Linked DNA regions of Homo sapiens: region 1 is linked to region 2. The links are chromatin contacts, found by Hi-C or POLR2A ChIA-PET in ENCODE. All regions are on one chromosome and are shown on one strand. The core of a region is the stretch at or near the end of the contact, and the rest is flanking DNA. Distances in the headings are between cores, read along the strand shown. Region 1 overlaps RRBP1 (ribosome binding protein 1). Region 2 holds the start of BFSP1 (beaded filament structural protein 1).

Region 1 (3,424 bases), core at 865-3,364, 130 kb after region 2:
TGGCGGCGGGTGCCTGTAGTCCAGGCTACTCGGGAGGCTGAGGCAGGAGAATGGGATGAACCTGGGAGGTGGAGCTTGCAGTGAGCCAAGATCGCGCCACTGCACTCTAGCCTGGGCGACAGAGCGAGACTCCGTCTCAAAAAAAAAATTTTCAAAAAAAAAAAAATCACTCTCATCACAGAAGGAACACATTACTTTGACCTTTCTAAGACCTTCACAAGAAGAGGGTTTAAAACACTCATGACGAAGAAACTTCCTAGCATATGCTCTCCCTGGGGACAACTCTATCAGCTGCTGTGGCAACACACTTCTCCCACACTGTCACTCGGCGTTGAGCGAGACTGAGTCACACTTTTCATTCCAGTCTTAACCTCTACAAAGTCTTAGGGGAGCTCATGGAGGCCTTTGAATCCTGGGTAAGGCAGCATTTATATTTCCAAATGGGTTCTGACCTCTGGCCGTGGGCAGTGACAGTGTGATCCACAGCCAGGGCACTCTCACGTTTGATCATCGAGGGAGGATACCAGGAACTGGCCTTCCGAGAACACACTCTCAAGCTGGGTGTTAAAAAGGAAATCGCACCCTGCTCAGCCATGGATGGATTCAGTGGGTAGGAGGATGGGGACAAGAAGGTCTGGAACATGGTACAGTCAACCCTCACTTTTTGGCAGGTACCCACCAACCAAAACTCCTCTGGGTACTTACAAGATTTCTCAGAACTCTGCCAAAATGGACACCACATTATAATCACTACATTCAAAAATCCTAAGGCCAGGCATGGTGGTACAAGCCTGTGATCTTAGCACCTTGGGAAGCTGAGGAGGGAGGATCGCTTGAGCTCTGGAGTTCAAGGCCAACCCAGGCAACATAGTGAGACCCCATCTCTATTTAAAAAAAAATAAAAAATCCTCTAAAACACTCCCCTTCTCTAGAGAAACGAACATTAGGGGCCTGGGTCACCCTCACTGAGGCTCCATAAACCCCGAATCGTTTCCCAACAACCATGTGCTCGAGGGGTGGTCTTTACCGAGTCGCGATTGGCACTGGTTGCAGACCGTGACACAGTGAACAGCCACGCACAAAGCGGGGCCTGTTCACAGCCGAGGACTGTGGGGCTCTGTGCAGCCTTGTGGTTTCCAACTTCTAAACTCCAGCAGAAAAGCCAAGGCTGGAAAATGAACTTTTAATCTTACTCAACATAGGCAAACACAGAATACAAAAACATATTCTCTGTTGGGACCCAGAATCGAGAAAAACAAACTCGGGAGAATATTTTTCCTTTGCAACGCACACAAATATATGTTTTATAGCAGCACAAATGTGTCTTCCCAACTTTTGCAGAAAAAGAAATTACATCCCCACCACTAATTCCCAAGTTAGAATTTTTTAAAAGAAATCTTTCACAAGAAAATGAAAAGCCCTAGTCTTAAGTAGTAATACACTGAAACATTTAAGGCTAAGGCAATACCACCACGGACAGCAAAGAAATCGAAATGAAAAACAACCTTTCTGCTGCTTTGCAGAGTCAGCTTCAGTGAGGCGTAAACATCATGCTGGGAGATCCCTGATTCACAGAAATGATGAAGCCAGGGATGCCTCTCAAATTCGGTTCTCACAATCAGCATTCCGGGAGATTTGCTCCTGAAATCCACACCATGATAAGAGGCCCCCAACAGAAACCTCTTCTAGGGCTTCCTCCACTGCACCAGAGTTAGGGCAGATGTGTGCCCACCCATACCTTGTAGGGTCTGACCACAGGGATCTATATTCTGTCAATTCCAGAAACTTCTGTCAAATACGTACTTTTACTCCCTGCAGTGGTCCTCCCTTATCCTCTGGGAAACTTCCCAACACCCCCAGTGGGTCTGAAACTGCAGTAATACTGAATCCTATATACACTATTTTTTTCCTATACCTACATACCTATGATGAAATTTAATTTAGAAATTAGCCACAGTACGAGATTAACAATAATAAAATAGAACAATTATAACCATATGCTAGCATCACCACTCTTGCACTTTGGGGCCATGATTAAGTAAAGTAAGGGTGACTCAAACACACGCACTGTGATACCAGACAGTGGATCTGAAAGCTGAGAGGGCCACCAAGTGACGCACAGGCAGGTAACACAGACGGCGTGAATCCACTGCACACGGGATCGTTCACATCCCAGGCAAGACGCTACTCAGAATGGCATGCAACTTAAAACTCAGGAAGAGTTTCTTTCTGAAATTTTCCATTTAATATTGTCAGACCACAGCTTTCTGCTGGTAACTGAAACCACAAAGAGTGAAACCATAGATAAAGGGGGACTACGATATTGCTAACATACTCAGACTGTAAGACAAAAAGATGAAGGCCCCAAGAGGGAAGGATGTAGGAGGCTGCGCAGAGGCTGGACAGACTGAACTCACTGGCCCACCTCTAAGATCTTGAGAGAATGGCTCTTCTTCTGTTCTTAAGATTCGGGGAACAAAAGTAAGAGGAAGCCCCAAACTCTTTAGACACAGAAGATATCTGCTAATTCACATGGCCCGGCCAAGCCAGTTGGGTCCAATTTGGCAGCTGGGATTTTGGTAGGTTTTGTGAAAAGACCCTCAACAGCTCCCAGGACTCTGTCTCATTACTAAGCAGCAGCTCCACGGGGGACCGTGTGTGGAAGCTTGGAGAAGCTGTGGGGTAGGGGTGGACAAAGAAAACCAACCCCCAGATCCATTTCCTGGGCATAAGGTGACCTGCTAGGAAGGTACAGAACTAAAACAGAATGACAATAAAACAGAGACCCTAGCAGACATGGCTACATCAGAATCAACAGCTCCTAATTTTTAAAATATTATGAAATGACTCATACAAAAGACTAAAAAGAAAAATATGAACATCCATTAGCCTACCACCCAGGTTTACCAAACCCTAACATTTTGCCATATGCACTTTAGATATTTATTTATATATATATGTATGTGCCTGTGTATACATATATATGTGGGGGGGGGACACACACACATGTGTATATGTATATATATGTCATCTCCCTTCTAGAGGGGGACAACACCCTGAATGGGCCACTTACCACTTCCACCTGCTTTTGCTTCTATTACATGTATCTATCTCTACCAACAAAATACAGCCGTTACTTTGTGTGTTGGTAATTGCTGTGTAAGTGACATTGTTCTGGGTGCTATTTGGTAACATTTTTTGACTAAACTTTGTGAGAATATTCATATAGATACACATAGCTTTGGTTTATTCTTTTTGTTTTTTTGAGACAAAGTCTCTCTCTGTTGCCCAGGCTGGAGCTCAGTGGCATGATCCTGGCTCACTGCAACCTCTGCCTCTCAGGTTCAAGCCATTCTTGTGCCTCAGGCTCCCGAGTAGCTGGGATTACAGGCGTGTGTCACCACGCCCAGCTAATTTTTGTAGT
Region 2 (3,317 bases), core at 107-2,606:
GACCAGTGCTGCTTAGTCAACATTTAACTTTTTAAACTGAAAATCACCTGGGGAGCTTGTTAAAATGCAGATTCTGATTCTGGAGTTCTAGGGTGGGCCCAAGAATCTGTATTTCTAGCAAACTCCCGGGTGATGCCAATACTGCTGGTCCATGGACCGCACTTTGAGTATCAAGACACTAGAGGACACATACTGAGCATAATTCCCAGGTGTCAGCTGCTATGCCATGAAGGCAATTAGACTTAGCATGCCCAGGACCTAAATTCCAGTCCCGGGACAGCAGTTCGCCAGCTGAGGGGCCTTGCTGGCCAAATCCCTACATTTTCTGAGCCTCAGTCGCCTCATCTGTAAAACAGGTGCAGTAAAGATAAGTATGTAAGGATTAAATAACATCGGTACATCTCAAAACCAATGTGCTGAGCAAAAGAAGCCAGACAATAGAGTACATCCCGTAAGATTCTATTTTTGTGGAACTGTAGAATAGGCAAAGTCAATCTATGGTGATAGAAATCAGAATGGGTGCCTCCGGTCTGGGGCAAAGGGGACTGACTGGGAAAGGGGAGGAGGGAACTTTCAGGGGTAGTGGAAATATCTCACTTGTTTTCGTGGTAACACGGGTATATACATTTGTCAAAACTCACTGAACTATGCACTTCAAATCTGTGCATTTTATAACATGTAAGTTATACCAAAATTTAAAAATAGATGAAAAGTAAATGATACAACTTCGTGTAAACTGTGACGTGCCATCAAAACAGAAGCCAGTCTTAGCTTAAGGAAATGTGCCACCTGCGTGCAGGGATGAGGTCATCGATCGACAGGGGACCAGAGACGGCGCTCCACCCCTGCATGGTAGCAGCGTGCTCCCAGCCCCGCGCCGCCGGGACGGCCCACGCCCTGCCTCGGTTTCCCCCGATGGCCGCCGCTTACTTGCTTCGGAACTCGTCGAGCGCGCGCTGCGCCTCGGTGCCCTGGCGCTCCAGCCGGGCGCGCTCGGCCTCCAGGTCCCGGACGCGCTGGCGGTTGCTCTCGACTTGGCGGGCGAGGGCGTCCTCGGGCCCGGCCAGCTCGCCCAGGCGCTGGAAGGCATCCAGCTGCCTCCGGAGCCCGGCATGGCGCTGCTCGAGGGCGCGGGCCCGCTGGACGTGGGCGGCCACGCGCTCGCCGAGCCCCTGCAGCGCCGCCAGGCTCGTTGCCCCAGCCCAGCCCTCGTCGGCCGGGCGCTCGGGCTCGGCGGCGCGCGAAGCCTCGTCGGCGTGCTCGTACTGCTCCTTGCGGGTCTGGAAGACGTAGCTGCGCCGGTACATGGCTGCTCTGGCGCGGGCGCGCGGGCGGCGCCGAGCCGGCTCTCCAGGAGGCCCCCGGCGCAGCCCGCAGCCCGCTAAATAAACACCGGAGGCCCCCGGCGCGCTGCTGGGACGTTCCAGAGCCGATCAGCAGTTGGGCGCCACGCTGGGCCCGGGCGCGGGAGAAGAAAAGAGCAGCGGCCCGCTTTGTGCGGCGGATTAGCGGCCCATACAGCTCCGGGGTTGGAAGGTTACGCTGGGCAATGAGGTTTTTGTTCCGTGATTGTTCAGGCCTGTTGCTTTTGATTGAATGGAGGGTCAGGGGACACGGGAGCCATGACGCTCTTTTCACTGGTTCCACTGGGGACTGTGAAGGAATCCCCAAGCGAACTCTTTAAACTTGGACTAGCTCAAGAGCCCAGGGCTTGTCACTTTGTCTCCTCTTGCATTCAAACTCAATTGTAGAACTCTTTAACAATGCCATTTTTTTTTTCTGATTACTTAAGCAATTCTTTTTTTTTTCTTTTGGTCTTTTTTATTTCCAATTGCTCGGTTATGCATGCAATTCTTTTTCATAATCATAACATGACGTTTAGGACCCTTCTGTATAGCAGAGGTTCTTAACCATGGATGCAAAATAAAATGGCATGTCTCCATTAAGTAGTGAGGTGTGGCGCAAGTAATTTCTTAGTAATACCCGTGCATAAAAGCCTACAATAACTTAGGAGACATGCACGGTTATGTTTTTATAATTCACCCATGCTCTGATGGAGTTTGACATGCTTTCTTGAATGGAAAAAACAAATAGAGCCCCACCCATGGGCCTGTAATAGGTGGTTCACGCCTGTAATCCTAGCACTTTGGGAGGCCGAGGCGGGCGGATCACCTGAGTTCGAGGCCAGCCTGGCCAACATGGTGAAACTCCGTCTCTACTAAAAATACCAAAATTAGCCAGGCGTGGTGGCGTGTGCCAGTAATCCCAGCTACCTGGGAGGCTGAGGCAGGAGAATCGCTGGAACCTGGGAGGCGGAGGCTGCAGTGAGCCGAGATCGCCCCACTGCACTCCAGCCTGGGTAACAGAGTGAGACTCCGTCTCAAAAAAAAAAAAAAAAAGAAAAAGAAAAAAAGATTGCTTTTTTCTTTTTCTTTTTTTAACATAAAATGTAATACAAAAAAATTTTAATAAAAAATGAGATGGGGTCTTGCTATGTTGCCCAGGCAGGACTCAAACTCCTGGGCTCAAGTGATCCGCCATTAATTGGCCAACCCTCAATTCGAGAATAATAAAGGATTTTGTGCCATTATGTTCCATTTTAATTTTTATTATGGAACTAATAGTTGGATTTTAAGGACAAGCTTTTAAAATATATATATATAATTAATAGCTAGACTTTGACAAATTTAAAAGTAAATTTAAGAAAAGAAATTAATACCACTTGATGAGAATGTTTCTGAATGTAAATATTTTGTCATATCTCCAACTTTAAAAATAAGTATCAAAAGGGTTGTTTTCTTAAAAGGATTAGTAGTACCATATAATTACTAACTATATGGATTGTGTGTGATTATACTACAAATTAAAGTCATAGTTATCAAAGATAGAGAAAGAAAATTACACAGATCTTTGTGGAGTTTATTATTACACCAAAATATTACCTCAAGATAATAGATTCCGTCTGGAATAAAGCTCTGCAAGGCCCTAAACTGTGCTGGTGGCATGGTTATTGTTCTATTTTCTTAAACCATTTAAAATTAGATTTGGCCAGGTGCAGTGGACCACACCTCTAATCCAGAACTTTGGGAGGCCAAAGTGGGAGGATCTCTTGAGGCCAGGAGTTCAAGACGAGCCTTGGCAACATAGTGAGACCCCCATTTCTTTTATTTATAAAAATAAAAATAATAAATAAAAATACATAAAATGTAATTGTATGGTCAAATTGAGGATAACCACATGAATATTTTTGTAGGTGCACATATACCATGCTGATAGCATGGTAAATTGACTTCAGGCTTCCTCACGAGAGCAAAACC

Evidence for each region. Hi-C counts contacts between places; a loop is a spot of excess contacts on that map. ChIA-PET counts read pairs that join two places held with the same protein, here RNA polymerase II (POLR2A). Pooled maps may share reads with other maps.
Region 1: a loop to region 2 is called in a map with no recorded cell type, with 2.2 times the contacts of the local background. The contact joins the enhancer-like site here to the promoter of BFSP1 in region 2. A Hi-C loop is called at or near these places in 1 of 168 maps with a recorded cell type or tissue (posterior cingulate gyrus), 3 of 37 single-sample maps with no recorded cell type and 6 of 50 pooled maps. POLR2A ChIA-PET finds 5 or more read pairs at or near these places in 3 of 52 experiments (H1, Panc1 and activated naive CD4-positive, alpha-beta T cell).

The regions. Positions count from the first base shown.
Region 1 is chr20:17,662,125-17,665,548 of GRCh38, forward strand. All of the region lies in intron 2 of RRBP1 (ribosome binding protein 1), which reads right to left. Among named protein-coding and RNA genes, the nearest start is that of RRBP1, 18 kb to the right of the region's middle. Within about 2 kb of position 2,115, at least 5 of the 41 ENCODE cell types and tissues checked have a DNase peak (open chromatin) inside an H3K27ac peak, as active enhancers do.
Region 2 is chr20:17,530,023-17,533,339 of GRCh38, forward strand. BFSP1 (beaded filament structural protein 1) reads right to left here and starts at 1,357. Exons shown (of 8, transcript NM_001195.5): 1 at 931-1,357. The coding sequence starts at 1,307. RefSeq lists enhancers at 617-1,157, 1,158-1,697 and silencers at 852-901, 922-1,251, 1,372-1,421.